Regions from separate parts of the Mus musculus genome. Here regions 1, 2 and 4 are each linked to region 3. The links are chromatin loops, found by intact Hi-C in ENCODE. Cell type or tissue: left cerebral cortex. All regions are shown on one strand.

What was found. A loop is a pair of places that touch in the nucleus more often than their neighbours do. Peaks named below come from ENCODE experiments on the same cell type or tissue, not always from the same donor. Only the 100,000 strongest peaks of a DNase experiment are listed, where the experiment ranks them.
Region 1: it touches region 3 in a loop (2.5-fold over the local background); 22 of 42 quality-filtered maps call a loop at or near these places.
Region 2: it touches region 3 in a loop (4-fold over the local background); 6 of 42 quality-filtered maps call a loop at or near these places.
Region 4: it touches region 3 in a loop (3-fold over the local background); 2 of 42 quality-filtered maps call a loop at or near these places.

The regions. Positions count from the first base shown.
Region 1 is chr15:78,365,254-78,373,253 of GRCm38, reverse strand. No RefSeq gene overlaps it. Among named protein-coding and RNA genes, the nearest start is that of Mir7676-2, 21 kb to the right of the region's middle. In left cerebral cortex, a CTCF peak has its summit at 4,228 (motif pointing right); DNase peaks (open chromatin) are centred at 4,191, 5,218, 5,716, 6,160 and 1 more place; H3K27ac peaks cover 2,377 bases.
Region 2 is chr15:77,967,262-77,975,261 of GRCm38, reverse strand. It overlaps Eif3d (eukaryotic translation initiation factor 3, subunit D), which reads left to right and starts at 4,438. Exons shown (of 15, transcript NM_018749.2): 1 at 4,438-4,579; 2 at 6,673-6,805; 3 at 7,041-7,086; 4 at 7,823-7,959. The coding sequence starts at 6,683. In left cerebral cortex, no CTCF peak of the experiment used is centred here; DNase peaks (open chromatin) are centred at 4,193 and 4,434; H3K4me3 peaks cover 2,152 bases; H3K27ac peaks cover 1,452 bases.
Region 3 is chr15:78,431,161-78,439,160 of GRCm38, reverse strand. It overlaps Kctd17 (potassium channel tetramerisation domain containing 17), which reads right to left. Exons shown (of 8, transcript NM_001289671.1): 3 at 6,085-6,176; 4 at 5,151-5,246; 5 at 3,451-3,576; 6 at 1,929-2,003; 7 at 1,490-1,577; 8 at 1-674. The coding sequence ends at 1,533. Among named protein-coding and RNA genes, the nearest start is that of Kctd17, 6.6 kb to the right of the region's middle. In left cerebral cortex, CTCF peaks have their summits at 2,142 and 4,156 (motif pointing right); DNase peaks (open chromatin) are centred at 2,748, 3,279, 3,543, 4,118 and 3 more places; H3K27ac peaks cover 4,177 bases.
Region 4 is chr15:78,709,545-78,717,544 of GRCm38, reverse strand. All of the region lies in intron 1 of Elfn2 (leucine rich repeat and fibronectin type III, extracellular 2), which reads left to right. Among named protein-coding and RNA genes, the nearest start is that of Elfn2, 5.2 kb to the left of the region's middle. In left cerebral cortex, CTCF peaks have their summits at 1,510 (motif pointing left) and 4,791; DNase peaks (open chromatin) are centred at 5,391, 6,291, 6,661, 7,570 and 8 more places; H3K4me3 peaks cover 7,144 bases; H3K27ac peaks cover 6,580 bases.

The DNA of each region.
Region 1 (8,000 bases), 66 kb after region 3:
GGCAATCTGGGCTCATAAGGCCCTCATAAAAAAAACCGAAACAAAACAAAAAAGCAAAATAAAATAAACAGAAAAGAGAAAGAAAATAAATATAAAGCTCTTTAAGATTTTAAAATCGAATGGGTGTAATTTTATCCCTTGACACATAATACACACTGGAGCTGGGATTCAGGCCAGACGGTCTAACTGAAACCCCTGCCTTGGCCACCATGCTGCCTCACTCCACTGAAGTGCAAACTGCGGTTTTCTCAGGAATTCAGGTAGGTATGGATAGGGCTTCTAGAAGGTTTGTCCAGCCAGAGTACAGAGGAGGAAGTTCACATGGAGATTTTCTTGTTTACAAAGAGTTCTTAAATTCTTCCAGATAAGGAAGTGCCAGAGATCTTTCCAAGCTGGTGATAGAGGAGGAGGAGGAAGAGGGGGAGGAGGAAGAGGCATTGTAGATGAATTTGGTGAGATTTGGGTCAGAGCCAGGCCAGGCCACAAGGACAATCAGAGTAACAGTCGCTAGGTGCTGGAGTATAAGACATCACGGACTATGGTGGAGAAGTCATGAAGGGACAAAGAGGTAAAGAATAGAAGTCTTAAGAAATACTCTATAAACGAATGGGGAAATTGAGGCACACATACAGAGAGAAATGGATTGCTGCAGTCCAGACACAGAGAGGTAGGAAAGAGGGAGACAGAGATGTGGAGTCAAATCTAGGCCTTTGAACTTTCTAGGGTGACCTCTAGGAGACCTTAAAGTTTTCACTAACTATTGTGGAGTAGGTAGGCAGTGAGGCCCAGTCAGGACTGGGCTCAGCTGACCTCAGGTTCCTGTACACAGGAGAGTCAAAGACCTCGCTCACAGGAGCCCCCAGTGCAGTGGCTGAGCAGTGACTGATCGGAGCAGGTCGTGGAGAAGTACACAGCAGACTCCGTATTCCCCACAGGCTATTGCTCTTGAACTCATTAAGAGAGGCTTTCAGGAGATGCTGAGGAGAGGTGACAGGCATCTATGGGGTTAGAGATTGCACCCCAGGGTGGCTCTGGACATAGCTTTGCCTTCAGGGGACACATTGTCCACTCTTGGCTGACTGGTCCTTTGCCAGATGGCTGAGCATGGAGGTAGTAAATCAGCAAGACTGCCCCGGGGAGTGGGGTAAGTTAGCAAAGCCTACTGTGCGCAGCTAGCAGCTCCGAAGCAGGGTGGCACATCAGGGATAACGACTGAAATTATGGCTGCTTATACCTTTTAATACTGTCACCAGTCTGGTACACTCAGAGACTCCGCCCCTCTAAGCTCAGAAGCCCCTCCCCTCTAAAGTCTCCAATTGTGAAGAGGTCTCCTTGTTCTGTGGGTGACTGCAGATACCTCTGCCCCTACCCACACACCACACGTATAGTAATGGACATTGTTAAAGGATTTGAAATCCCCCTGAGCCTCTGTCTACCCAGCCATCATTCACAACCTGTTCTGTCCAAACCTTTAAATCAAACAAACAAGGGAACAAACAGCACCCCCCCCCCAGATTAGCCTCTAACAGAGCTCAAAGGACAGAGCCTTTGAGACCAGCATCAGAGGACTGTCTCCAAGGTGGGTCACTTCCAAGCTGACTCTGGGACTTGGGCTTCTATAAAGGGTTTACTTAGGAGCCGTTTTCAGGTGCTGCCATGGGGAGTGGAGAGGCAGAGGGAAGGAAGATGATAGAATGTATCCTTCAGCAAATTACCAGCTGCGGCTGGCACAGTTTCCAGAGGGGCTCTGGGAAGTGGTCAGAGCCTGAACATCTGTGAGCCATCCACTAGGAGGGCTGGATGGGAGCTGGTCTCAGGAACCACCTCTCTGATCCTGGCAACTCTGCTTAGCTGTCCTCATGGGGACAGTGTGGGTGCCTGTGGCTCGGGGGCTCTGTGAAGTTTTCTGGAATGTGGAAAGTGAAAGGAGATGAACCAAAGAAAAACAATTGCACGTGACTTTGTGGGGAAGAATGGGTTTTATCCAGTGATTACTGTCAGAGGGCAACATGACGGGATTTCAATGTGCTGGTTGACTTGATTTATTTATTTTTAGTCTAGAACCAGGCAGCATTTCATTTTATAAAATAGAGAACTTCCAGGGAGCCAACAGAGGGTTGCTCCATAATCAGAAAAGGGCTAAAGAAAGTGACTTACAGCCGGGCGGTGGTGGCACACACTTTTAATCCCAGCACTTGGGAGACAGAGGCAGGCAGATTTCTAAGTTTGAGGCCAGCCTGGTCTACAAAGTGAGTTCCAGGACAGCCAGGGCTACACAGAGAAACCTTGTCTTGAAAGACAACAACAACAAAAAACAAAAAAACAAAAAGAAAGAAAGAAAGAAAGAAAGGAAGGAAGGAAGGAAGAAAGAAAGAAAGAAAGAAAGAAAGAAAGAAAGAAAGAAAGAAAGAAAGAAAGTGACTTATTTCACTTGCAGGGGAGATAGGAAAGCATAAAAAGTCCTGGGCCGCCCCCCAGATGACTTCAGGAGACCTTGCTGTGCTCAGGGTTAAGTCAGAGAGAGCCCCACTATCCTGCCTTGGAAGTGTAGCTGTTCCTTAAGGTCAGAGGAACGATTTGTAGTGACTTGTCTGGTGCTGTGACAAAATCCTGGACCACAACTCAAGAGGAAGTGTTTCCATGGGCTTACAGTTCCAGGGAGCACAGTCCAGCATGACCAGGGAAACCTGCATGCAGAGCAGGAGGCAGCTGTCCACAGTGCATCCACAGGCAGGAAGCGGTTGGGGAAGGTCCACCTCTGTGGGTGGCCATAATCCAATTGTTGAGAGTCCCAGGGAAGGAAGCAGAGCTGAGTGTGAGTGCTTAGTGTACTCTCTCCTGTTTATTCAGGCCACGGCCCCAGCCTATAGGATGGTACCACTGCTAATTAGTCTTCATACATTGATCACCCCAATCTAGATCATCTCTCATTGACACGCTCATAGGTTCATTTCCATGGCGATCTTAGATGCAGTCAAGTTGTCAAGATTAGCCATCATACCTGGTGCCCTGGGACTTTGGTATGATGAGTTCATTGTACCTACCAGCTTGATCCATTGAGGCAAAAAACAATGGCCTCCTGGCCTTTTGATTTAATATTACTGACAAAGGGGAGGAAGTGACTCACTTCTCCTTTTGATTGGCTGGACCTTTGAATGGATGAATGGGGGTATAGAAGGGGAGAGTGGGGACTCTGGGGACAAATGTGGTCAGGTCATCTGTATTTGCTGGCTGCTATGAAGCTGTGGTTCTGTTTCTGTTGGTTCTATTTCAAAGGAATGGCTTTCAGGTTCTTGGACCCTCTGAATAGCAGTTGGTCCATGCCCAGCTGGGAGGGACAAAGGAAGGAATGTCCAATTCAAGCCTTGTCAGCTAAGGCTCTGGAAAAGAGGTCAGGAGCATGTGCCCGGTGTTGGCTGGAGTAAGATGCTCAGCCCCCAGTAGCATGGATCTGCCTTGGACTGGCTGTTTAGTTGGAATTTGGGCTTGCTGGGAATACACTCTCATGCTGCCAGAGGCCATGCCAAAGTTCCACTTGTCTGAGTGCAGATAATGGCACTTCTGTGTCTTGCTGTCCCCCAGCTGTCCCAGTCAGAGACATAGGACCTACATTCCAGAACACTGAGGCTTGCTCTCATCACGAGCACTATGTGGCACACAGGGACATATATACACACTGTCGCTGCGGTAGCTAAACAGAGGTATAGTGGCTCTTACAAACAGGTGTGCAATACTGTGGCATGTACACCAACATGTGTGTCTGTTCACATCTGGATATTAACACAACAGAGGCATTCATTGTTAGCGTCCACCCAAATACAAGTGTGCAAGAAGGGACAGCCTCACACTACTTTTTCCTCCTCTTCCTCCTCATCCCCCCTCCTCCTCCTCTTCTTTTTAGACTAACCAAGTGCACTAGTTAAAAGGGGGAGGGTAGAACATGGAGTTCTATCTTTAACTGACTGTGAGCAATCGGTTGAGATAACTCACCACCTCTGGACCTGTCCACACTAGGTTTAATGTTCTATCTACAGTTAGGGTTTTGCAATTCCTTGCAATGTTTGCACAAGAGGTCCGAGTTTCCGTTTGGCCCTGAGCTCTGCATAGATGCACCCGCACAGCTCATTCTGCTTGCTCTTTCCTTGTCTTGACCACCAGACTTCAAAGGCTTCAGAGATCTGCAGCGGGAGGGTCTGACGCCGCAGAGTTGAAGTAATGCAGGGTGCTGACCTCTAGGTGGCAGCACCATTCCGATCAAACCTCAGTGGGCTGCAGAGGGGAGAAAACTGGCCCCTCAGATAGGGGTTTGAGGTGGCCCCAGGATCCACTGTCCCCCACTCCCTGCCCCCGAAAGCTTGAGGTTTACCAAAGTAACTGCCCTAGAGGGAATTACCTGATCCATTCTTCTACCAAGGAATCTTTAATAGCTTTCTTTAAAAAATCTAATTACAAGTCATGGATAGTGGTGCCACACCTTTAGCTCTAGCTCTTGAGAGGCAGACAGACTGATTTCTGTGATTTCAAGGCCAGCCCTGGTCTGCATAGAGAGTTCTAGGACATCCAGGGTTTTGTAGTGAGACCCTTGTCTTCAAACAAACAAACAAACAAACAAATCTGATTACAAACGCAACACATTTTATTTTAGAAAACAGAACACATACACACAGATGTATGTATGTGCATGTGTGTGCATGGGAGGTGGCATTTGTGCATGTGAACGCTGGTGCCTCTGGAGGCTAAAAGAAGGTCAGACCCCTTCAAGCTGGTGTCTCAGGTAGCTGTGTACAGGGAACTAAATGTAGGTCCTCTTCAGCAGCAGGAAGTGCTTTACCCACAAGCCATCTCTCCGGACCATATGTGGTTTTAAAAATGCCTTTGGCTTTTTCTATCTTTCTTTCCACCACATCTTTGGGATTTGGTGGGCACCCCCTCCCCCAGGCCCCAATTCAGGATTCAAGTTAGAAACCAGGAGAAAGGCCCAAGTCCTTGAAACTCTCCCCACTCCTCAGGCACTGTTCTGTTGAGATCTCCACACAGACCTCCTCTCTATCCAGGTTTGAATGTCCACTAGGGATGACCGAGGTTCCCTTCTGAGATCTCTTCCAGATGGCAGAGGTTTCTCACAGTCTCTTCCTTAGAGGCCTGTCTCGTTCCCCTGTGGGCTGCTTTTGACTCAGACTTAACAGGCAGAGGGAAGGAGTAGCCATCTCTCTCAGAAGGCACCTGCAGCTGATGTGTGGGCACAGATGAGTTGTTCTCATCACTCTTGGGAGATATTAAAAGCCATACTTGCCATGGTGTCAATGTGGCTGGACTGGGGACCATCTAGGAAGCTTCATTTCTGGTGTATCTGGGAGGGGGTTTCCAGAGGAGACTGTCGTGTCAGTGGATTGAGTCTGGGATGATCCACCCTTGTGGGCAGCCACCATCCAATAGGCTGGAACCCCAGATAGAAGAACAAAAGGCAGAGGACAGACATCTTTCCCTCTCCTGGAGCAGGGACACTCTTTCTGCTGCCCTGAGATACCACACCTTTACAAAAACCCCTTCAGTCCCAACTGCAGGATTTATAGGAATAGACCTCCTAGTCCCAGCCTGTGAGTCTAGATTGAACATTACAGGACGTGTTTAAATGTGTATTGAGCCAAGATAGGAAATCCCAGTGTCTCCAGCTTGAAGAGAGCCCGCTGAGGCTTTGCAGGGTCCATAATCACGTAAAGTAATCCCCCAGACACCATTTCCTCTCCTTCTTTTCTATTTGCTTGTCTTTCTAGAGCAGTAGCCCTCGACCTGTAGGTTGTGACCCTTTTGGGGTCAAATGACCCTTTCATAGGGATCACCTAAGGCTGCCATAAACCGCAGATATTTACATTACAATTTATAACAGTAGCAAGATTACAGTTATGAAACAGCAACAAAAATAATTTTATGGTTGAGGGTCGCAACATGAGGGACAGTATTGAAGGGTCACAGCATCAAGAAGGTTGAGAGCCGCTGCTTTAATGAGCCCTGGCTAAGGACATTCACCTCTCAAGGGTGTGTGTCCAAGTCACGTGGTGTTCTGGGGAGCCCAGCAGTTTCCCCCGCTAAGAAAGCTTCCAAGATGTCAGGGAATCAAACTGAGCATTAAACTGAAAACATCAGAAAGATTCTTGCTTAGCTTTTACCTTTTAAATTTAGAAATGTGTTTATCTTTATGTGTGTGGGTGCTTCTCGCGCATGCGTGTCTGTGTGCTCTCAAGTGTTCTCTTTCCCTGTCTCTCCAAATGGCAGATCTGTTTCCTCCTGTCCCCTAGCTCACCGCACCATCTCTAGCTTTGCGGGGCACCTAGAATCAATGGGTTTTTACTGGGGGTCAGCCCTGTCTATTCATCTTTCTTGTTCTCTCTTGAAGGTAGCCAAGGGGGAAGAGCATTGGTGGGGGCAAGACTTGGTCTTGTGAGATATTGAGGGTTGCTATTTAATAATAATAATAAAAAATGTTTACCTGTCTTAAATCTAAGTCAGTTTGCTATGGTAGCTGACCTGGCTGTCTGTGTTCCTCTGAGACCAGAAACCTGCCAGTCTCTGGCATCATACCACAGTGAAACAGAAGGAGATTAAGTGGAGTAGCCCTGTTCTATCTCCACAGGAACTGTGAGGCTCTAATTCCCAGCCTACTACTCGAAGTCTCAAGAAGAAAAAGGGACACTTTGAGAAAGTGATTTTAATCTTTATTTCTAAGGACTATATGTGACAAGTTCTCCAAGGAAGTTCTCTAAGAAAAGATTCTCTCTTTAAAAAAAAAAAAAAAAAAGAATCTTCCCTTTCTTTTCCCTCAGCACTTACAGGTCTTTCAGAAAACATGACCACATGGTAAAAAGCTACCACAAGTTTACACATAAAGTCAAATCATCGATTGAATAAGAAGTTTACAACAGGGGATGTTGACATGCATATCCATTTAGAGTAATTATCTGGCTGAACATTCATTATTTGTCACAAGCTCAACAGGTTTATGGAGCGTTAAAGACCATAACTAAGTTGAAGTTTGTACAGATAAAACCCAGTCAATATCTTATCATCTCTCCTTGCACCTATAGTAAATCATTAGTTCCCTTTTCATGACTTTTGGTTAATTGTTTTATAACCTCTTGGAACGTGCTCTGAGTTGTAGATGCCTGCTTGCTATCTCAGGGACAATAAACTCATGACACTAAAGACTGGCAGGGTTCTCAGTGTAGTTTTGACATCATAAAGGACATGATAGCAGCCCTATTATAAAAGATCTTAATAATTACTAATACAATTTTAGGAATTCTTATAGGATTATCATTAAGAATTAAAAAGCCATCAATTTGTCTATATGGCATCACTAAAAGACAGACATCTTCGTTGTTCTGCAGAGATCTGCTCAGAAGGGTGGGCTAATACCTAGTCTCACACACACACACACACACACACACACACACACACACACACACACACACACACACGCACACACGCACGCACGCACGCATACACACACACACACCTTGCCTAGAGCAGCGAAACCATCAGAGATTTACAGTCCATGGCAGAACCATCTCAGGAAGATCACCTGCTCTTTTTCAGCTTCTCCCAGACGGCTCCTGGCAGGGTTTCATGGTCTGTTTCTGCTGACTGTCATGGCACAGTGTAGGCCACCACATCTCTCTGTATCCTGGTCTTGCCTCCTTGTTGGCCTCCTCCTCCTCCTCACTTGCTGTTTCTTTAATTCCTCTTCCTCTAGCACCTCCTAGGACTCTGTTCCCATGATGTCTAACAGACCTTGGTGGTGTGGGGGGGCTGGAGAGCTCACCCCACACCACTATTGTGCAGGTGTGGAAGAAGTGGAGAGATGACCAGCTCAGATACCTCTCAGGCCCAGATCCAAAGCTTTGACCTGGACAATCCCTACATCTACCCCACTGGTGAAATGCAGGAGTGCATGAAGGGGCCAGTTCTGCAGATCCAAAACTACAGGATCTCCATGACACAGG
Region 2 (8,000 bases), 460 kb after region 3:
GCAGCCTAGGCTTTGAGTGGTCAGGGGACTCCTGTAGGTACTGGCAACCTCAGAGCTGGAAACTGCATTACCCACTAACCACTGTGCAGCCTCAGAAGCCTGTCAGCATTCTTCTATTCCAAAACTGAGCTCTGGTTTCTTGAACTCTGTATGTGATGCCGGAGTGTGGGGGCAAGAGGGAGGAAGGAGGGCAATAAGAAAGAGCATCGGGAATGAATGTGATCTGATCGATGTGTGCTCGTGTGCATGTGTAGAGATGTCATAATAAAGGCCACGGTTAGACAACTGCTATGCACCAGTTAGCATTTTAAATACAAATTTCAAAGCAAGAGCCAGGCATGATCGCTCACACACATCATCTCAGCACTCTGGAGGCCTGAGGCAAGAGGATTACAAGTTCAAGGCCAGCCTGGACTACAGGAGTTGAATCAGCCCCTAGACATGCCAGAATGTCTTCTTCCACAGGTGACACATGCATGCCACCCATAGGACACTCCTACGGAAACCCCAGAGTTCCCTTCCCATTGAATTGCAGCCCCTGAGCCCAGCCCATAGAAGTCACTGGAATTGTTCACAGTGAAGAGTCTATGTGTGGGAGGGAGAAAGTGAAAGGCAGAGGGCACAGAGATAAGAACCACACCACCCAGGGAAGGTCTCCTCCACCACACCACCTGGGAGATTTAGAGTCCATAAAAACCACTGTCTAATCCTGCATCTGATGCCTGCTCTGTGAGCTACCTACCCAAACGCTCAGAGCCTCCTTCTCCATCTATTAGAAAACTCACAGAACGGTCATTTTAAAAGTCATTTGTGGAAAGCACTTAGCACCTTGACTGGAATACAGTCAGCACTCGGTAAATGTTATATCCCTCTCTACGGCACTGTGGGTTCCATTAGAACATGCACTTCCCTTATCTAGACAGATGTTTTATCAGAACAGAACAGTATAGCACAGGCTGGGGCCTCTCACTTCCAGATGTGACTTGTAGGAATGCATAGGAGGGCCTAGCAGGCTCTTACAGTTTACTTCCATCAGCATGGGAGTTCTCTGAAACAAGAATCAGCTCTGCCCAGCGTTAAACATGAGATCCTAATGCAAGGGGGGGGGGGGACTCTTAGCCATGCAGAGAGAATATCTTCTTGCCTGCTGTCTCCAGTCCTTTCATTTCTTTACTTAGTCAACAAATCCTTATTAAGTGCACACTCTGTGCCTAAGGTTCCATGTACTGCCAGAAACACGAATCAAGTAAGTACTCGGGTAATACAAATGTCAAAAGGACAAGACACTGGGAGACGATAGGATCGAGAGTAGACACCTGCCTTGTTTGCCTGCTTTCCGCTCCTGGTCAAACGTCACTTTTTAAAATATTTTTAATATGTATAGATGCTTTGCCCGCATGTCTGTCCATGCACCACTTCCATGTCTGCTATCCACAAATGCCAGAAAAGAGCACTGGATCCCCTACAACTGGTTGTGAGCCACTATCTGGGTACTTCGAACCAAACCTGGGTACTCAGAGAGAGCAGTTGAGCCATTTCTCTGACCCCCAAATGTCACTTCTTAGGAGACACCTTCCCTTCCACGCCAGTCTTCCTCTCATTTCACACAGAACACCCCGAGGGGATGAAGCACACCTCTCTCATTTGCTAGAAGAAACCCTGACGGAGCAGGTACAGGGAGGGTCTGCCTCTCATGCCTTTTGGCCAAGCGTAAGGTTTATACTAAAGCCTGTTAAGCTGTGCTAGTGTGTGGCACATGTCTTTGATCCCAGCACCCAGGAGGCACAGGCAGGTGAATCTCCATAAACAGGAGGTCATTTTGGTCTACATAGCAAAATCTGGGCTGGCCAAAGATACGAATTGAGACCCTGCCTCAAAATAAATAAATAAATAAATAAATAAATAAATAAATAAATAAATAAATAGAATGATGTAATCATAAAACTCGAGGCTTTGAAACATAAATCCCTATGCTAGCCTTAACCATTATGAGCCATAATGAGTTCTTTACTCAATTTCTCAAGGAGATTTTGTGCCTTTCCAAGCTAGACAGACTGTGAAAAACCTTTTGCTAAAAGAGGCCCCAGTTTCCAACTTTCTGACAAGAATGTAAACTTTGGCTTGAGACAGGATCTCATATAGCCCAGGCTGGCCTTGAACCTCAGTCTGAAAATGGCCTTAACTTCTGATCTCCCTATCTCTACTTCCTGGGTGCTGAGATTACCAGTATATACCAACATGCCTGGGTGCTGGGAATCAAACCCAGGAGGGATGTAGGTGAGTCTTTTTTGTTATTTCCTGTCTCTAAAAGCAGGTTCTAACCGCCTTAGGTCCACAAAACACTTCTTGGGCACACTCTAGAAAAATGCCACCCCACAAGAGTGACACAGAACTGCAGAATTGTAGTTGGGGGGGAGAGGTGGCAGGGACCCTCATGAGAGAACAAGCTGCGCGGTGAGCAGAGAATGAGGCAGGACCCTCCAAATCGCTCTCCATCTGAGAGAGCAGAACAGCTGGGCCACAACAGGGGAAAGATGACTAAACTCCAACGACAAGCTGTAGCAGATGGCCTCTGGGAGCCACTGCAAAAAGAAAGGGGAAAGGAGAGAGGCATGATGGGAGCAGTTCAGCAAAGATACATGCCTCTTTATATTTTAAGGCATTTTGATTTTCTACTGATCTGGGCTCTTGCTATGGAGCCCAGGCTAGCTTCAGGTCTGCCCAGGCTGACCTCCCATTTGCAGCAATCCTTCTGTCTCAAGTTTTCAGGTGTTGGGAGCTCAGGATCAGCTGGACAATTCAGTGAGAACTTGCTTAACAACTGTTTAAGTCCGAAGGATGGCTGTTTTCAAAGCAAGTGACTTTTCTCACAATCTCCAACTTCACCAGCTTCTGTCGTTATGATCCCTCCCCTTCAGTTTCAGAGTAGAGGGATCCCAGAACATGCTGCAACTAACTCTTAAAGACATACAAACAAACACACACACACACACACACACACAATAGGACCCAGACAGTGACAGTAAACCTTTGGGGCAGAAAGTACAGCAAGTGTGGGACCTGCTGGGAGAGGAATGAGAGCAGGGTCGTGGTGGCCAGAGCAGAGGTTGTTCAGAAGGGCAGGGAGATGTCAGGCCACATCTTCCCTCGGAAGTGTGGGAAGAGCTTTGAGCATCCTGAGGAGCAACCCACTGGGAGTATGAATGGTTCGAACAATGAGGGAGATGGTACTATGAGGGCAGACAGCACTCAGGTACGGCTGAAGTTACAACACAGACAGGCTAGTCCCAATGTGGTGGGAAATTTAAGTTAATGACGAGGACCCAGCAGGACCCACCAAATCCTGAGAACACAAATTGGGGAAACGGGAAGGCAAGCTCATTGGTAAATTAGTGAAATGGGTAATCCCACCAACATTACCATTTCCAACACAGGTAGAGGCCAAATCACCTGATCAAATTCATCCCAGTGGTATCCACGGTAAGGACCCGAATGTGGAAATGTCCTTTGACAACCATTTATTTTACAATTTATTATCTAGCATTTCCAGTTTCATTAAGGGAGGAGGGGAGAGAGATGTCAGATATGAAGGCCATAAAACTACACTTGGCTGACCCTGGACACCACATGTATCTAAGATGTTTTTTTTTTTTCTTTTTTTAAAGATGTATTTTCTAATCAAGGAGATCTGCTGAGAAACTATCAAGGAAACATAAACAGCAGGCAGAAGGGACCAGCTTTTTAAAAAACGCCCATCCCGAGTCTCTTTCCAGACGGCTGCAGGGGGTGGAAGACGCCAAGAGGTCACACTGACCCGCACCCTGTGAACTGTGATGATCAATTAAGACGTAGCTTGGATAGCCCCGATCTGAATATCGATTTAGAGCGAGGCACTCTAAATCTGCTTTAAAAAATAGCGACCAGAAATCTCCGTTGAAAGACGCTTGTGACCTGTGGGACAAAGGTTTGAGTCCTAGCGGGCACCCCGAAGCTCTAGCAACCCGGACTAGGCAGGTCATTTGCCACCCTGCGTTGGGGCCACAAGTGACAAGCACACGAAACGCGCCGGGCCACTCTCCAGATAACGATCAGCCAGACCGACGACCACGCTGGGGCCAGCGAGCGCGGCGGGGCATTGTGGGAGGCAGAGGAGGCGAGCCTGGCGCGAAGCATTATGGGACACCGCGGGGACAGCTCCGACTCCCCGCCCCGGCTTCTCTGGCCCCGAGCGTGACCACGATTCAGTTCTGAACCTCTCCGGGCGTCCCCAGACGCCACTGACGTAATCCCCTCACTTGTGTCTGGCACCTCAGGGGCGAACGAGGATTTTTTTTTTTTTTTTTTTTAAAGCCGAGAGCTGTGACACACTTCCGGTTGTGTCTCACTTTACGGCTTGACATTTTTCCGCTGACTAAGAAGGAAGTGGTAGGGCCATTTACGACAGCGCTGGTCGCCGTTTACGGCACCGGCCCCTGCGCGCGCATCTTCCCTCCTGCCTTGACTCCTCGGAGTATCCCGGCAATCGCAGTTTTTTCCCCGGGCCATCTGTCGCCATCCGGGCCCGTGAAGGCTTTTGCAGGTGAGCGGCTTGTTTCGTGGGACCCTGCGGACCTCGCGAGCCAGCCTGGGCTAGACGTGGCTTCGGGAGCTCCCGGAAGAGCCTTCCTTTACGTCCTGTCGCCTGTGCCCCTCCGCTGGGCGGGGCGGGAATTGGCCCCCGGTGGTCCCAGGCACGACTCAGAATGCAGGACACCGGACCTTGTGTGTGGATCCCTCGCTCGGCGCTCTGCTCAGCGCCGTGGGGTGGGTTGTGGGGCGACGTAGCCTCCTCTAGGGGTTCGAACAGATTGTTTCTGTGCTCCGAAATGGGGGGCTGAGAGTAGGTTCCAGCTCTGATCGGAAACGGAGCCCAGGAGTTAATGGCCCCCACCTGTAGTGTCCCCAGTGACCCACACTGTATTGTGGCCAATACAGCTGTCGCGCCGTTTTACTTTTCCCCTACTGCTTTCTTTCTGATTCACGTGTGCAGTAGCCGAAGGACCAAACCCTGTCCATCCAGGGAGATAGATGATGATGCACATCAGGCCTTGAGCCATCTTGAACTTGTGACAACTCAAGTTTACAGTTGCTTTGGGGGCAGCCTGTTGGGTATGGCTTAAAGCCCCAGGTGGTCAGGCTGCCAGCTACCCACAGTATAACCAGAAGGAGGTCGGGCCTAAGTAGACAGCCTTGGAAACTTTTTGAAGGGATGGGCAGATGGACTCCTTAAGTTAGCAGAGCTAGCTTTGTGTCTCAAAGATGGGGTGTGTGGTAGCAGTCGGTGGTAAAGCGTCCAGCACAGCACCCCAACATCCTGGGGCCTCTTACTTCATGTCAGCTGTTTGAAGGCCACCACACCCCACCACCACCACCTCACCCTCTCTCCCACAACCCCGTGTTCTTCCTACAACTTAGCATACGTTCATATTTGGAGGGTGAAGCTCCTGGGTTTACTCTTGTCCGTGTCACCTAAGTATCACCAGCTTCCGTGTGTCAGAGGAGGAGGAGAGGCTACTGAGCTCTAATGGTGGACAATTTCAGGTTTCTTGTGTGTGGTCAATGCATGGGTTTTTTTTTTTTCCTTTTGTTGTTTGCTTTGGTTTTTGATGGGAAGTGTCCAGCAAGCCCCTGGATTATACAGCTATTAGCTTTTACTTTCCTAAAATGAGCTGTGGTATATACTATATACTGCGGGGCCAAAGCTACACTGCCTGTGTTCAAATTTTCTTACCCAGAAAATGGGACTGGCCCCACGGGATTGTCCGAAGGGTTTAGTGAGCGCGTGTGCTGTAAGCGGTCAGAACAGTGTCCTGGTGCTCCTGCGTATGGACATTTGACACTCGGCCGCTTTTGCTCTGAAGTTTGTGACCACCTTGGTCACCAATGGTCCTTTTGCTTGGCTGCATGCACTGTACAGGACTTGTGCTGATGGAAAATTGGAAGGGTGGGGTCTGATTGAGGGTTCAGGGGATGGTCTTGTTTGGTTGGTTTTAGTCCTTTATTTTTAGGATTTTGTTGTTGCTGTCTGTGTATGCACGTGTGTGGGAGTTTGTGCTGTGGCATTCTGCTGGAGAAGGCCACGTGTGGGGGTCTGTTCTCACTTTCCACTTTGGTTCCACCTTTACTTGTGGCACCATCTCAGCAGCCCGAGGGTCTTTAAAGCACTGTGTGCCGGTGCCTTTGTGTAACTGAGTGGTAATTGTGCAGGGTGACAATCACCAAGACTTTGACCGAGGCCCTCTGATGGAGACTGGGTTTAGAGACATTTGCTGTTGGGTGCTTTGGTGAAGGTGTTTCGGGGAATTCACTACTCTTACCTCCTTGAATAATTGAAGACACCTTTATCATATGTTCTACTGAGAAAGACGGGACACCCCATCAAGGAAAGGCACAGCTTCATTGCAAAGATGTTCACCAAAGAACCTGTCCTAGAATCAGTGAGACATAGGAAAATGTCGCTGGTGTTGGCAGGGTTCTGCGTTTTGAGTGTTCTTTGAACAGTTTACAGGAAAACCCTGTCCACAGTGCTCGAGAGCCAGGGTGCACCTCTGCAGTGCAGCTTCAGTGGAGGGTGGAGTGTTTGGAACTTGGCGGCCTTCCTTCTGAAACTTCTCACACTGCTTGTGTTCACAGGTTTTAGAAGATGGCGAAGTTCATGACACCTGTGATCCAGGACAACCCCTCAGGCTGGGGTCCCTGTGCCGTTCCTGAGCAATTTCGGGATATGCCCTACCAGCCATTCAGCAAAGGAGATCGGCTGGGAAAGGTATTGGGTCCCTTCAGCTGGGGCAGCTACTCCACAGTTCCCCACTGCCTTTCTAGTCTCTTGATGGATATCCTTCCTTTGGGGCTACCACCTAAGGAAGGCCCTGACCTCCAGAATGAGTCAGAGCCAGGGTAGCCACGTGCAGAGCATCAGAGGCGACACTGATGCCTTTTGTCGCTGTCGATGTCAGCAGAAGTCTACTCGCCTGACCTGTTGTCTTCCTTGTCCCTCACAGGTTGCAGACTGGACAGGGGCCACATACCAGGACAAGAGGTACACAAGTAAGTGGTCCTCGGCGGCCCGTCCACATCTGGGTCTTGGGAAGCTCATTACTTTTTTCAGTAAGCCCCACATGAAAGGTTTTTAGAAAGGAAAGGAAATGGTAATGGTAGTTATTGGAAGTATATTCTGGAATAGAGTGTACACAAACCATGATTTTTAGTCCCAGGATGGCCAGAGATTCCTGAAAGCTACTTTGCATTCTGTTGCTTGGGACTTCTGGAGCCATCAATCCATGGACTCTCGGCTCTGAGCCTTAGTTTTAAGGTTCTGGTAAGGGAGGCCGCTTTCCCTGGTGCCAGTTAGATGTTTGGAAGTGGCTGCCTAGAGTACCAAGTTAAAGTGGATGAGGTCCAAAAGAGGCTGTCGGGGTGGAAGGCTGTGTCCGCAGCTCTGGGTGATGGCTGGGGTGGTGGTACAGCTCAGATTCTTACATGACCACGCAGAGGTACAGCGGGGTAGTGGCATCCTTGGGCTCTTGGTAAGTTGTTTAGACCCAAGCTCTTAAACCTTAAATGTGAGTGTGAATCATGAATCACCTGAGAGCATGTTTAAATACAGGTTCCCATCTGTCAGGTCTGGGCAGGGGCGGTGAGTCTACCCATCTCACAAGCTTCTGGCCAGTGCTTCAGGTCAGGAGCACACTTAGGCGAGTGGGGTCGAAGCCTGGCATGCACCATGAGCACGACACTCACTGTGTAGGTAGCACTTAGCACACACTGTCACCTTTGCCTGCAGACAAGTATTCCTCTCAGTTCGGTGGGGGAAGTCAGTATGCATATTTCCATGAGGAGGATGAGACAAGCTTCCAGCTGGTGGACACGGCACGGACACAGAAGACCGCCTACCAGCGGAACCGGATGAGATTCGCACAGGTAGGCCACGGCTGGCAGCCCACACTCAGCTCTCACTGAGA
Region 3 (8,000 bases):
CCCTGGACACTGTACTCTGCTGCCAAACACACGGTGGCACAGAGAAGTGGTGGCCAAGGTGCTGTTAAGCCTGTAACTTCCTTCCTGCCTGGCAAAGTCCTCACATTGTCCCCCACCAGTATCTGAGGCCATAGTGTCCCATACAGGGGCGGGGCTAGAGCCCTTCCCCTAAGAAGGTAATGATTGTAGCCCCAACACACTCAGGGCTCCCAGGAACCCCATGATCCTCCCTGATTCTCACAACAACCCTGTGAGGTAGGTGGGAGGAGAGGATGACCCTATGGTGCCATAGAGACTGAGGCTCTAAGAGGTGCTATGATGGGACTGGGAGGGAGTGTATCCGCCATGCAGCAAGGGCGCCCAGGTGAGGGGACAAAAGGGCCTGGAAGATATGGGTAGGTAGTGCCACAGTTTGGCCTTGGCGTCTCTGCCTGGAGACCCCAGGACCCATGTCAGGCCTTCCAAGGTCCCAGAGGGCCCCAGGCCTGGGCCCCAAGGCAGGAGTGAGTCTCAGCCCGGCAGATGCAGGCAGCACTGACAAGGTAGAGGGCTTGTCTTCCTCCTCGGGCCAGGGGCCCACCCCGTGGTACAAAAATAAAGGATTTCAGATCGGAACCCCAAGTCCCTGGAGGTGATCTGGGGGCTCACATCCGGGTGCCTCTGGCTTGTAATAGCTAGAAAATAAGAGGGGGGGGGGACAGAGGAAGAGGAAAGGGGGTCAGAGATCCAGGGTTGGGGGGGTGGTGAGGACAGGGTAATGCCGGGACAGGAAAGTTGGGGAGAGTGGGGGAGGGAGGGAGAGAGAAAGGCAAGTGAGTCCCAGGCTGGCTCTGGAGGAGGGGTGGGGCTGAGGCCCAAAGAAGGTGGAGTCAGAACCGAGGGGGGGAGAAGCTGAGGTCTTGGGCTGGTGGTGGCAGCCTGGTGGCAGGGCAGGAATGGGAGAGGCAGATCTCTGCTGTCCCAGGCAAAAAGGGGTCACTGGAAACAGCTGTCCGCCCCCATCTTAGAATCCAACCGTGGCCCAGAGAGAGGCGGTGACTTGCCCAAGGTCACACAGGGAGCTAAGGCTGACTGAAGGCTATAGTCAGCCAGTCAGAGAGCAGGCTTTGTTTTTTTCTGCCACACTACAATCCTTGGTAGGCTCTTGCCAACTCCTCAGCCAAGGGACACCACATATGGCCTGTCCACCCACTCCGCAGAACTAGGGGGACACAGAACCCACATGCAGTGCTGCACGATCTTCTAGGCATGCGGGGTGGGGCAGAGGCACAGGGCTGGTCCTCCCCTCCCCAGCCTGGCCTCAGTGCTGGAGTGTGAGAGTCTCCACCTCTGGACTCATGTCAGCTCTCAGGGCCTCACCCCAAGGACCAGATAAGTTGAGAGACTTTGGAGAGAATCAGCCAAAAAAAAAGTCGGCTCGAGTCCAAAGACAAAAGACGAGCACCCTCCTTGCTTCCGCCCCTCCCTCCAGCTCTGCCAGGCTACAAACCAGGGGCGGCAGCTCTGGGGGCGGGCGCGGGGCCGAGGAGCTCTCACTGCAAGCTCAGGCTTGGGTCTGGGAGGGTGCGGACAGGGACCTGCAAGGAGGAAACGTGAGGAGGCAAGTGGGAAGAGTGGGGCCTGTGGCCAAGGCCAGCCTCAGAGGTGCTCTGCTGGGTTGGAGGACAAAGAGCAGATGCGGCCACGCCCCTCCTCCCCAGGCCAGGAGGCAGGAGGGGCTGGAAGGGGCGAAGGAGGCGGCAGGCAGGATGCTTGGGGATGCAGGGCGAGGGGGCTTGGGGAGAGGGCGCGGGAGACTGGGACTAGGGCAGCCCCAGGGTGGAGACGGGAGCAGGCGGAGAGGAAACCTGGGCAGGGGCAGAGAGGGAAGAGGCAGGGTGCAGATGAGATCCAGGAGGAAGAGGAGGTGGATGAAGATGAAGCAGGACCTCCAGCAGGAAGCGGAGGAGGAGGAGGCGGTGGTGGGAGGGAGAAAAGGTTAGCGGGATCCTGAGATGACAGGGCTGCAAGAGAAAGTGAGAGAGGGATGGTTATGGGCGAGGCGCCAGGCGCTGAGCTAACCCTGGTGGCCCGCCCCCGCAGTTCCCGGCGGCAGCTGCTCCAGCAGGGAGAGGGCGGGAGGCCCGGGCTGTCATTAGCAATCGTCCTCTTGGGGGCGGGCTGCACCTTTCTCCTGGGCATCCGCCTCCACCTGCACCTGGGCCACCTCCACCTCCTCCACCTCCTGCCGCCGCTGCTCCTCCAGCTGCTCGTCCGTGCTCTGTGCACCCGCCGCCGACCAGGGAAGAGAGAGTGGAGACACTGACGAGGGGGCGGGGCTGCGGGCGGCTGTCCGCAGGGACCCCCGACCTCAGGACTGAGGGGCAGGCAGGATGAAAGGGACCTCTGGGAGAGGGAGGGCTGCAGCCAAAGCAGTTGGTGGGTCTTCCCTAGCCCAGAGGGAAGGCTTAGAGCCCAGCCAGGCTGCTGTTAGAGAGCCGGCTAAGGGGACGGCTGGAAGAGGAGCCCGCCGGCTCCTGGAAAGGCCTTACTTTGGAAGGATGGGTCCAGAGCAGGAAGCCAAGGTTGTCCCAGGGCAGTCACCAGCCAGATCTAGATGCCAGCAACAGTGTCTGGCAGCCTGGGCCAGGTTGGTGACACAGGGAGGGGGTCAGTGCAGCAGGGCACCCTGCATTCTTGCAGGGAGGAGCCAGCCACTGGCTTGGGGAGTGGGAAGAGGAACACACAGGGAGCCGGAGTTCCTACGACTCCAGCACATGGGCATAGCTCCCACCTTCCCAACCTGAAGCATGCCTTCTTCTTTGATGGCCCTACCGCAGGCCCAAGAGGGCAGGACCCTACTCAATTCCTCCCACGGGCTGCCCGTCAATTGTGCTCTTGGGAACTGGCTGCCTAGGCCGGAGCCCAGAGGGCTCCTGACACCTTTCAAGCAGGCTACCCAAAAAGCCTGGAGAAGGCTAGGATATCTTGACCTAGGCTGATGAGTGACCAGGCGGTCACCAGTCCCTGGGAAATACAGCAACCTATGGGAACCCAGGAGTTCCAGCCTGGAATCACCAGAGCGTGTGACCCACCACTCCCTTCACAGAGAATCCAGCAAAAGATGCGAGAAGAGAGACCTGCCGGAGGTCATATACAGCGGCATGCCACAGTGTGCCCCTGCTTCAGTGTGCTCTACTTCGTGCCTCAACAGCTGCCCACGTGACCCCTTTTGATGCCACGTGATTGAAAAGCAGCATCAAGCTCGCTCTGTCTGGAGCCTTGCAATGGTCCTGCCTGTCTGCTCCCCAGCCTGGGCCAAGGGTGTGAGCTGACTGGACTGTGGTGGCGTGGGATGGATGGTGTTGGCTGTGACCATGACCATGAGTGTTATGTGGGTGTGGCAGGAGGGAGGAGGAAGCAGCAGAATGGGGGAGGGGGGTGCCTTCTTCGCACAGGGCAGGGACTCACCTTGGCCTTGCGAGTGGACTCGGAGCTCAGGCCGTGTGGGGAGCTGTGGAGCTCCTTAGACACCACACACAGGAACTCGGCCTGGTCCTCACTCCCATAGTTGTAGGAGGAGCCGATGTTCACCAGCTGGAGTGAGACACCAATAGGACGGGGATGAAGGGTGGGGTGGGGGGCAGGAGAGACACAGGCACCAGCCTGTGCAGGAAGCTCCTGGTCTCCCAGAGGCACAGAGCCTAGGAAGGCAGGCTCCTTGGTCTCCACCCACACCTCCCCAAGCATGGCTGAACCTGACCCCGAAACAGAGAGTAGTATCACCCCCCCCCAGCTATACCCTACAACCGGGTGCCACTTCCTGAAACAAGTGGGGCCCCCCTCACCCTGACATTGCTGCAGCAGCTTCAGGACTAGGCTTGCAGGCTAGGGTTGGCAGAGCAGAGCCTATGGAATATTCCTTTTATTTCCAGAAGAAGCAGCCAACTCCCCAGGCTACAGGACCCAGACTGGTGGCCCCTGACCTGCTGGCCTAGTCTCTTAGAGCAACTGCTCAGTGCCTCTCCCCCTCCCCCCATCTCGCTTCTCAGATCAAAGGCCTCCTTTGTTCAACGGTGTCCTGTCTGTATGGCCCTTCTGACAAAACTGTGAAGAGATGCGAGTTCTTGGGACCAACTCAGCGGGCAAAGAAAAACATTACCCTCTCTGCCAGCAGAGGGCAGGAGAGACAGTAGACTATCAGAGGACCCCAGTGGCAAGAGGCAGGCTAGGGACCAAGTTCCAGAGCCCACCACTTCTTCCCTGGAGTCTTACAGACTCACACACATCATTTCTAGGTGTTTCGAGACTATGCAACTGAGGGTGACACTGACTTCCTGGCTCCATGTCTGGACTGTGGATGTGGCCTCTTTGAATGGTGTGACACTGGTGCTGATGGGTAGAGTCCTGTCCCAAACTAGAACCTTTCCTGATGGCTCTTCTCACTGTCACAAAGGCCTTATAAAGGAGGTACCGGTGAGCTCACATCCCAGGCTGCAGAGGCTGGGGGAGGAGCAGTCAGAGGACTGACAAGAGGGCAGCGCTGGAAGAGAGGGTATCCTCCCGTCCCAGTTGGCTGGTTGGTCTTCCTTATAATGGCTATCCTGGAAGGCCAGCCTTTTCCAGTTTCCATGCAGTAGAAGTTGGCAAGCTAGGTACATTGTGGGCTAGCTCAACTCTTCTCTCACTCTCAAGGCTGTTTAGAACTTGAGTTCATATTGGGCCTCTGCGCCCCTAGTATCCTAAGATGCATAGCGTGGCTGATAACAGTACTCTCCCATGGTGCCCTACATATGGCCTGGGGGCCTGGCTAGTCACACGTGGGAAGCCACCACCTGGGGCTTCCAGGAAAGAGGGATGTTTAGCCCTATGCAGGTTGTGTCATGAGACCCTGGAGGTCAGGCCTGGGGCATGACAGGAAATCTACTCAACTCTGGTTCTGATCTCCTACACCTGAGCTGTCCCTGAGGACCAGAGACTGGCTGCTGTGCAGATCCCCAGTGACCAGGATGCCCAGTAGCAAGGGTTCCCTGCCTCGTTCCTTCCCAGCCCACCTGTGACCAGCAGGTACTTTTGTAGTCTTGCTTAGTCCCACTCGAGGACCACAGGGCTTGGGGAGGGGCTGGAGGCTAGAAAGGACAGGCTTAGGGTGTCCCTTGTGCCCAGCCCACCTGCTCGAAGCGCCAGCCGTCGGACATAGTGGATACCATCTGTGTGAGCTCCTCCTCTTGGCACTGCAGCACTCGGTATACATGCTTAGGTGGCACCTGTGGGTAAGACGCTCACATGGAGGGCATGTCCAAGGTCACCAGGCACTCGGCTGCTCCTTCCCCAGCCCATAACATAGAGGGAGGGCAGGAACGTTAGATGGGAAAGGAGGGAACCATGCTCTGAACACCTACTATGTGCCAGATGCTTCGCGTATGGGAACCATGCCCTGAACACCTACTATGTGCCAGATGCTTCGCGTACGGGACTCACTCCTTCTGAGACCCTTACGGATTACAAAATTTTATACTGAGAGTCTCAGAAAGGTTCAGGGACATGCCTAGGGTCACCAGTTCAAGGGTGGCAGAGCCACGTGTGGAATATGGGTGGCACAAGATTGAAGACAGGAGACATTCTGGGTTATCAGTGGAGTCAGGCCCTCACCTCCTTAGTCCCCGTGGCTGGGAGGTGATGTCTCACCCCATCCCTCAAAGGCCTGAGGCCTGAGCTCTGAAATGCTAGCCCTGAGTGAGTACCTACCCGGGGATGGCCTGATTCCATGAAGTGGATATTTACCCATGCTGTGTGGCCGGGTGTGTGTGGGGGGCTGGGCTGCTACTGATACCATCTTGTGAGCATGGGTAGCTAGGCAACTCTGAGCATCTCTGCTTCCCATAGAGGAAGACAAGGGCATGATAACCCTTGGTCACACACAGCAGAAGCCAGGCAGAGGTAAAACCCCAGCAGTGTAGAGCCAGGCTGGGGCTGTGCTAAGCAGTCTGGGAGGCCTCCCTTGTCAGGCAGCTCGGCCTCTCCCTCACCCATCATTCCCCTCCCCCTCCCCCTCCCTTCATCCCCTCCCCCTCCCTCCACTGGCCCTGCTTCCTCTCTCCAAACCTGGGCCACTGTGTAGTCTTTCTCCTCCATCCTGTCTTTGATGATTCGAATCAGAGGACCAATGTTGTAGAACTCTGCTTCCTCCAGGACCCCTGGGGCACAGAGCAATACAGTCACCTTTACTGTCCCCAGGCTTGTTCTCCTTGTCCCCAGACCTACTTCCTGCTCTAGTCACTTGGGCACGTAAGGGTCCATGAGTTCAAGGGTCAAGAAAGAGTTGACATTTCAGGCCTAGGGATTTGCTCAGTGGGTAGAGGAGCTGACTAGCACTCACAAAGCCCTGGGTTCGATCCCCAGTGCCAGACAAACCATGAGTGTGACAAACCCTTGTAATCCTAGCACATGGTGGGTAGAAGCAGGAGTACCAAAAGTTCAAGGACATCCTTGCCTACGTAAGAAGTTTGAGGCTAGCCTGAGCTATAGGAGACCCAAACAAAAAAAAAGGAACATTTTCCCCCCCTTGGTCCCCAAGTAAGAGGCTGAGATGTGACTCCTCAGCCAACCCCGTTTTCCCTGGTAGTGATGAGTTTGTGACCCAGGACTACCTGTCATACTGGCTAGTTCACAACCTGGAGATGTTCTGGGCATCAAGAGAGAAGGCTCACAGGGACTGTGCCCTAGAATACAACAGGGAGGGCCGAGGCTACCCACTGTGTGCCCTGGTTTATTGAGCACACGCTAAGTCCCAGGCCTGAGCCGGGTTCTTCACGTTCTTGACGGCACTGTTAGAACTAGAAGTGAATCCCTTCATCATGTCCACTGAACAACTGGGGAAACTGAGGCTAGGAGACAGGAAACAGCCTGTCCAAGGTCACAGGGTCGGTAAGCCACAGAAATAAGGCAAGCTCCACCTTCAGAGCCCGGGAACTCTCAGTAGAAGTAAACAAGCTTTTGTGCAGCTCAGCTACCACTCAGAGCTGTTGGTAGGTAAAGCCCTTGTGGGTCCTTCACAGGACCTGGGACACAGGGAAGCGGGAGTCACTGTTTGTGTGTTATGGGACTGATCTGAGAGATCAAGCCAGCCATCCCCCTCCTCCCACAGTGACCTGGGAAGAGCTCCCAGGAGTCTGGACTGCAGGAAGTCTCTGCAGGGCAGGGGCCTACTGGGCTCTCTAGGCTCAGGGACCATCACAGAGTGTCTACGTCCTCTCAAAACTTAACCTTTGAAACCTAAAAACCACGTGATGGAGGGAGGGACTCTGCCCTGCTGGAGGTGAAGAGTCATGAGGACAGAAGTCCAAGGAAGTGAGAGGTCTGACAGAAAGGCTGACAGCCAATGACTCCCTGCCTGCGTGGACCATGCAAGTGGGCTGTTGTCAGGAGCAGGAGGGGTCAGGCTAGAAGCCCCCATGCTAGCACAGTGACCTCGAATCACAGCCTGCAGAGCAGGGAGGGATCGGTGGCTGTCATTAGAATCCCTGTACTTAGAATCCCCTGTACTTCCCTAGGCATTGCGGCTGTAACTGGGTCTGGGGCCAGGGGGTGAGGGCATTCTCTATGAATGCTCAACTAGTACCTGCCTCAAGGGACAGCCAGCAAGGACTACTGCCCAGAGTGACAGACAGAAATCTCTGGCAGAGAGGAACAGCAAGCTGTGTACCCCAGGCTAGGCAGCTCCGAGCTGTGAGAAACTCCCTTCTACCTCCCCAGTGTTTACTGAGTCGGGCACAACTGTTTCTACCCTTCACAGACCCAGAGAGGTTAAACTAACATTTCCACTGCCTCCTTGAGAACTCCATCTCTCCAGATAACCCCACCACCACCACCGCATCTGAGGGTATGAGAGCATCTGAGGGTATGAGAGCATCTGAGGGTAGGAGAGCATCTGAGGGTAGGAGAGCATCTGAGAGTATGAGAGCATCTGAGGGTAGGAGAGCATCTGAGGGTAGGAGAGCATCTGAGGGTAGGAGAGCACA
Region 4 (8,000 bases), 280 kb before region 3:
GTGTCTGTGTGTCTGTATGTGCCTGTGTGCGTCTCTCTCTCTCTCTCTCTCTCTCTCTCTCTCTCTCCCTCTCTCTCTCTCTCTCTCTCTCTCTGAATCTGCGTACTTGGGGAGATTGTGTGGAGGAGGATAGAGGCTGCCAGGCCTCGGTGTGTCAGGCATGACCAAGGAGAATGAGCCGGGGACACTGCTCAGAATCTCAGCCAGATCTGGATACATGTGGTACTTAAGGGTACTTCCCAGGGCTCTGGACTCTTCTTACCCTGCAGCTGGCTCCTTGTTGAGAGATACAGGTGTTGAACTGGGGTGTGTGTGTGCGCCTGTGTGTGCTGAGTGCGCGTGCATGTGTGTGCGCGCGTGCTCCTGTGTCCGGCTGCGGATGTCACTGTCAGCAGGCCAGGCTGTGGGAGGAGAAGCTGGGGGAAGGGGCAGCTGCTCGGCAGTACCTGGAGGAATGTAGTAGAAGCTGCAGCCCTGGCTGTTGGCTTCGCTGACGGAGGAGGGGCATCTCAACACCCGGAGCTGCATCACGAGGGCTAGGCATGTTTGCCTCTGTGTGTGTGTGTGTGTGTGTGTGTGTGTGTGTGTGTGTGCTTGGCTCTAACTGTTTCTGTACCCTGTGGACACCTGTGGGACATGTTATGTCTAGATCAACAGTGGGCTTGCACATGCGTGTCAATGTTGTCTGGTATGTGGATGAACGCACATTGCTGCTGTCTTAGCTATCTGTGGACCCTCTTGTCATGCATGGTGGACAGGGGGACCTCTGGGCCACCAGCCTTCAGGCAGGAAAAGAAGAGTAAGACACCGGGAGAAAGAAGTGTGTGTGTGTGTGTGTGTGTGTGTGTGTGTGTGTGTGTGTGTGTGTGTGTGTGTGATGTCAGTGAGAACCTTGGGGTGTGACATCAGCTTCAGGCTATTGGTGACGTCACAGGGACAGCAATGTGAGGGCCACCCTTATGGGCCGGGGCATGTGATATCACTGTGCATGTGTGGGGTTGAGTGTGTTTATGCCCCTTGGGAGGAGGAAGAAGAGGAGCAGGGGATGGAGCAAGAGCAAGAGGTCTCTTGCAAGGGGTCCGCGTTTCCTGGTGGTCTGAGGAGGTGTGGTCGTTCATTTTTTAAGGAGGTTGCTCCCCAAGGATGCACCTCATCCTCTCACTCATGATATCCCCTGGCCTCTGAGTCTCTCCCGTCTGTGCTGGCAGCTCGAAGACCTTGGGCACATACCTTGTTTGCATACATTTATGTGGACGCCTGGGCACACTTCGAGGGAGCATGGCGCCTCAGATTCTAATCTCAATTTGCCGTTTTCTGAGTTTTGCGTTTTTGAGTTTTGCTACTTTCCTGCCTGGACCTTCATCTGTCACTTGTGGAGGAGGCTAGAAGTGAAGAATGGGGGTCCCAGGAACCACAGCGGGCCTTTTGGTGTCTGGCACCTGGGGTGGAGCTCAGTCTGTGCCAGATCTCTCTTTCTGTTCCTTAGAACACCCCTCCCCTCCAGCACCCCCTGCTGTTTTGGTTTGAGTCGAACTCTGCAAAGATGTTGCTTCCCTTCTTTTCTGGGGTCCTCGAAGTAGTCCTTTAGGTGGGTGGGCTGGCTGCTGTCACATCCCTCAGGGAAACTGAGGTCAATGCATTTTTCCCCCCTCCACAGTGTGGCTGCAAGGAAAACATCAGGTCACCAGGGAAAGGGACCGTATGTGACACACAGGGTGGGTTGAATCAGGTTGGCAGGTGGCTTCAAAGGTTACTGGCTGCCGCTCTCACAGATTTGTATGGAGATGGGCACACTCATCTGTCACAGATTCTCTTCAGGGGCTCTGAATCCTCATGCTCTCTCTTCAGGATGGCCCTCTTCTCATCCCATGGCTGTCAGGAGTGTTAGGGCCACCTCTGTTGCTCCCAGTTGTGTGTGACATAGGCTCTGTAGGTAGGAGGAGTTTGAGACTCCGTACCTCCTGTCAGACTGCTTGTGTGAGAACAGTCTATAGAAGGCTAACTCACACATCTGCCTCCAGCTGTCCCAGGCGATCCCTGATCAAATTAACCTCCTCCTGGCTCAGTGACTACCCAGGGCAGAGGTTCTGACACTGCGGCTGGGGATACTGTCTGTGGGCTCAGGATAGTAGAGTGCCCTTGCCTTCAGCTCAGCCCTGCACACAGCTGCTGGGGAGGCCCTCGGGAGGTCTTGAGGACTGCAGGGACACCTGGGCAAGCCACAGGAAGGGGTTGGCTTTGGAGAGCAGTGGCCAATACAGTTGCAACACTGAGAACATTAGGGAGAGGTCCCTTCAGCCCCTGCCTTAAGGCCTGGTTTGGGGTACAATCTATAACTTGTCTTTGGCTCTTGCTTAGTCCCACAGAATCCTTGCATAGTGAGAGCAATAGGAATACTTCATCCCACAGACAAGGCACAGAGAGGTTGTAGACCAGCCCAGGGCTGCACAGATGGGCAATTAGGACTGGAACTTCAAAGGCAGACTCTAAGACAAGCTCCATTCTTTTCTAAACTCCTTGCCAACTGGGCCTGGGTCCTTTTATCTTTGGGTGTCCTGTCTGTCACTAGGGTCCTCTCAAGGTGTGTGCCACTCATTTGTAAATGAGGAGAGGGACCTGGCCATATGGGGAACAGTAGGTGGGGGTGACTTGTGTGATGGTTGCAAGGATAGACCTGCAGGAGGAGACACTGGGGGAGCCCCCTGGTCTTGCTCCCCTGTCCTACTTTCTTTTCCTGAAGAAAGTTCTCTGATTCTGACCTTCCATGGTGCCTCCGATATTGTGTTTGTGGGTATTTGGCTGTGTGTGTGTGTGTGTGTGTGTGTTTGTGTGTGTACGCACGCATGTTAGCCCATACTTTCTGCTCTTTTCAGCCTGAACGTCTCATCTTCTGAATTGTGTGGGAGCCGGTTCGTTAAGTGAAGAGGGTCCAGGAGTTACAGTCTACCCACTGGGTTTGGGTTATGTCTTGCGCACAGAGAGGACAAGGCCCATCCTTCCTGTCACCCCCTCTCTTTAGAGGACTATGGGAAGCGACTCCCAAGAGCTGGTGATCTGTCTGCTCTGAGACAGCCCCAAGCCTCAGACTTGACTCAGTTTCCTGAGTAACATCTTTCCCCCACTACCGTCCTTCTGGGGTCTTGGACAGAGAGAGACTAGGACCTGCTTGCCTCTCTTCCCTGCCCTTCTCATGCCCTGGGCAGGCGGAGGGGTGTGTTTCACAGATCTGCTTGCTCGCTGAGCTGTTTCTGGTTTGTCTCTCCCAACTGCCTGCCAAACCCCATGGTCCTCAGCAACTGCTCATCAAACACATCTTCCATCTACCCGACGCTGGTTGATGCTGCTCCCGTTCACATGGTGCTCACAGATGTATGCTGTTCACCCAGGGAGAACAGCAGGCCCGGGGCTCAGACAAGTGCCTCTGGAGAGGAGTCCTAAACCTCTGGCACACAGTAGGGCTTTCGTGACAGCTGGTCTTCATTAGTGAGTGCTCTGACTAGGAAGGGCTGGTGCTGGAGGCTGGAGGCAGGTGCTGTGGAGCCCCAGGCTGGCTGGTGGAGGCTGGGCTGCCTTCTGTTCTGGGCAATCTAGAGCTCCCTTGAGCCGGCACCTGCTCTGTGCCAGAGAAGCATGAGAGAGTCTTTTCTTTTTTTCCTTGTTTAATTTTGGCTAGAGGATTTTGACTGCCAGCCTCTGAGGGTGGGAGTGGGAGCCCGACCAGGTGGAGAAAGCATGTGTGGGCCAGGGCCACGGAGGTAGGGAAGCACGGAGCGGATTTTTGAGAAGACAAGTCTAGACTTGTGGTTTGGGGGGTCGACCATACAGGCCGGGTTGAGAAAGCATGCACCGAGTATGCTGATCTCTAGTGTTTGCTAAAATGCAGGCTCTTAGGTCCTGCTTGACATGACTTTGGTTTCACAGGACCCTGAGAGGGTCTAGGGACCCCACTCTGATGCTTTCCTTAACAATCAACTCATTCATGTTTGCAGTGGGATGACAGTGTTGCGGGGATCTGGGGGGGGGGGACTGTTACATGTTCCTTCGGGTTTCTAGGACTCTTTCCAGGCTATGGGTAAGCAGCAAGGCCGTCCTGGTTCTCCCGAGGGGCCTGAACTCAGGGCAGAGCCCTGCCTCGGGTGATACAGGTGGATACAGACTGACAATCTTTAGCTTGCCCCGGCTGCTGTTCTGCACGGATTCTGTGAGCCCCTCACATAGTCCCTAGACGCCCTTTGGTGGCATCACTCTTGTGCAGATGATTAAGAGGATGCTGTCTGCCGTCCTGGATTTGAGGTAGCACAGCCAGTAAAGCCAGGCCTTGGAGGCAGAGCTGGAGAGGGACTGCCCCAGCACCTTGGACAGAGCATCAGCTCCTAGACCAAGCTGGGCCTGAGACTGCGCAAAGGGGTTCAGAGCCAGGAAGGCGTCCCAGAGGAGGTGTGTATCCGGTCGGCCCGAGCTGGTCCCGCGGGGCCCCGCCGCCTCAGTCTCATCGTGCGGCTGCGGGTCCCCGCCCGGCGTCGCCCGCCCCCGGCTCGGCCGCCGCTTTCCGCCTTACTTCCCTGTGCTTAGAATTTGCAGCCGCAGCCGCTGACGCTCTCGCAGCCAATTTCACGGGCTCTGGGCTCGGCTCGGTGCGCAGGATGAAGAGCCGCCGGCGGAGGCGGGTCCGGGTGGGGGTGGGGGTGAGGATAAGGATGGGGGTAGGAACGCAGCGAGGCCGGCGCGTTGGTGGGGCAGGAGCGTGCCCTGCTCAGACGGAGATCTAGCGTGCACCCCCTGGGGTATACTGCAGAGGGTGCAGGCATGATCCAGTGTCCTGGGGTAGTGTGGCAGGTGTGCATTGGTCCCCATGCCTGGGAGGGGTTCCCTGTGTGGGCAGGCTTGGGGACATGTATGTGTTGGCGTGTGAAACTCTGTAGGGTGTCCTGTGCACGGGGGCGTGTTTGTCTGGGTGCCTTTGGCAAGTCTGAATGTGTGAGCAGCCCGCAGTAGGGGGCTAGTGTGTGTCTGTGGGTGTGCTGATGTGTGTCTCTGCAGAGTCCCCAGGCGTGTTGACACAGCTGTGGGGCTGTGTGTTGGGACGTATGCCTATGTAGGGGCTCTCCCCCTGTCCAGGCTCTGTGGGCGTGTTGGTTCTGTCTGGGTGCACCGTGTGGGTGTGTGTCTAGAGTGTGCCGCATGGGAGGGTTGCAGCCCTCGCTGGCCAAGGGTCTCAGTGGGCCTCCGCTAGGGTTGAGAGTCATTCTCTCAGTTTCCACCCTTGTTCACCCTTTCTGCCTCTGTGTGGGGATGAGGGAACCCAGGCAGGCAGGGCTTCAGTGTTTATGTTCTGAGTGCGAAGGCTGCCAGTTCTGGGTAGGTCTACATATGTTTGTGAATGGCACTGGTGAGGGGGTGAGGTGTGAGCCCCTGCCTGCGTGGGAGGTCTGGGAGTGCCATCTGGGCTGATGGAGGATGTGGGAGCAGACAGGCAACGGGGGCCCTGTGAGTGTGCACAACACGTGTGTATACATTCGGAGGCAGAGCTTGGACCCCGCTATCCCTGTCCCCATTGTGCCTGTGCAGGTAGAGAGCAGACAGGTGTAAGTAAGCCCATGGTGGGAGACTGACAGGGCAGGGCAGGACTGGGCAAGGGGTGTGTGTCTGTCATGTGGAATTCTGAATGAGAGGGGGCTCACAGGGTCAGGGCTCATCCTTCCTGGCTGTGGACAGGGTGTGGCTCCAGTTGATGAGAGGGACTGGGCGTTGCTGGTGATTTGGAGGACCGGCAGGAGGGTGGCACAGGTGGGCACTCAGGTGAGGTGAACGCTATATGTGTGGGTCCTGAGCATTACTGTGGGTGTGTAACTGTGTGGCAGTGCCTGTGAGTGAGGGGACTTGGGAGAGTCAGGGACCCTGTGGCTGAGCTGGAGTCCCTCTGTTCCCAGAAGATCTACCCATCTATTGATCAACGTTGATCATCCATTAATCACTTCTGCCCTCTGACTTCAAAGATGTCTGATGGCCCCTGGCCTCCCGCTCTGCCCCTAAACTCTATGCTATACCTTGGAGAGTTCCCAGTCTGCCTATCTGTCCTGAGGCCCTAACCCTCCCGGGCTCCTCCCCCACTGGCAGGCTCTCTTCTGTCTCTCACCAGTTTGCCATATTGCTCCATCCTTCACCCCACTTATCCCTACTCCTTCTTTCCCGTCTTCCTCTCTATCTCTCACAGTATCTCTGTGCCTCTTCATCTCTCTCCCCACCTCTCTATCTTGGTCTCTCTCCATCTCCTCCCACACTTCTCTGCCTCCATCTCTCCGGCTATCTCTCTCTCTCCATCTATCTCTCCTTTCATCTCTCTGACTTCTCTTCATCTCAGTCCATCTCTTTCCATCTCCCTCCATCTCTCTTTCTCCTGTCTTCATCCTCTTCAGTCTCTCTCCATCTCTCCCCTCATCTTTCTGTCTCTCTCTCCATATCTCTTTATCTCGGTCTCTCCCCCCAGACCTCCCCACAAGGCCCCTGCCATCTCCCAGCTGCCACGGCCCTCCAGCTCTGTCTCTAGATCTGCCTCCATCTCTCTCCCTTTCCCTCCACCCCTCCCTTCCCTCAGCCTCTTCTCTCTCACACTGATATCATTTGTGGTATATGCTGTTGCCATGGGAAACCTAAGAAAGAAGTGAGTGTACCCTTCAAGACTTCAGCATTTTCCCTCCTCCCTCCTCCTGCTGCCCCCTCCCTCTCTTCCTCTCCTCCCTCCCTCTCTCCCCCTTGCCTCCTGGCAGAGCGGAGGACTGAGGAGGACTGCTGTGCTGGGCCAGGACCCAAGACCTTATTGCCACCGCTGCTTCCGGGGCTGCCTAAGCCCTTCTTTGAGACCGGGGTCAGGGACAGAGCCTCACTGGCTTCAGGGGCCCCCTTTGCCGGCAGACATCTGGTAAGGACAGGGTCCTTATGACTGTGAGTGTGTGGCTGTGTGTGAGCACAGCTCACATGACCTGGCCTTGCAAACCCGTGATCTAACCCAGCTTCAGCCTGCCGTGGGTCCCTTCCCCAGACCCTGCCCCCAGCCATGGGCACCCTAACTTGGCCTCTTCCTGGCTCCCTCTCCCCAAGGCCTCAGAGGCTGTTGTCAAAGTGGCAGGCTATTGGGGGCTGGGACAGTCTTCACAGAGGGTGAGCAGAAACCCCCCACTTCCAACCCCTGGTAGCTTAGAGGCCGACTACTGCTGGCCTGTGCAGAGGATACCTGTATCTGCTGGGAGTCTGGTCAACCTCTGGGAAAGCCTCTTTTCTCTCCAGTGGGAGCTTTTCACTAGAGTGCAGGCTGAGGAAGGGTCAAGGTGAGAGGCGAGATGCTGGTTATGCATGAGTGTGGGGTCTGATCCTCTCATTGAATTCTAGAGGTGGCAGGGAGAACAGTGTGACACTCTAGGAGGCCGCAGGCAGGCAGGCAGGCAGGCGGCACCAGTCCAGCCTAACTGTGCTTGGTGGCTGCCCTGGAGAGGAGAGGGCTGTCAATGTCAGCAAGGCTGTGTTGGTGGTGGCCACGTGGAGGGAGCTGTTGTCCAGGCAAGTGGGGCGGGCGCTGAGTGACGGCAGTTGCTGTGGCATTGTGGTCTCCATGGAGAGAGGAGGAGACAGGGAGGAGGCTGGCTCACTGGGCTGTGTTGGTGGTTGCTAAGCAGAGAAAGATGCTGTCTCTAAGGTGTGGTGGTCTCCACGTGGAGGGCTGAGGCACACTGAGGTGTGCAGGTCTCAGAAGGGGCTTCTGTGGGGGAGAAAGTGTGGTGGAGGAGTAGCAAAGAGGGGGAAGTGCTCTTCCATGGGTGGGCCTGGGTGTCTGGGGGGGGGAGTACTCTTCCATGGGTGGGCCTGGGTGTCTGGGGGGGGAGTACTCTTCCATGGGTGGGCCTGGGTGTTTGGGGGGGAAGTGCTCTTCCATGGGTGGGCCTGGGTGTTTGGGGGGGAAGTGCTCTTCCATGAGTGGGCCTAGGTGTTTGGGGGGGGAGTCCTTT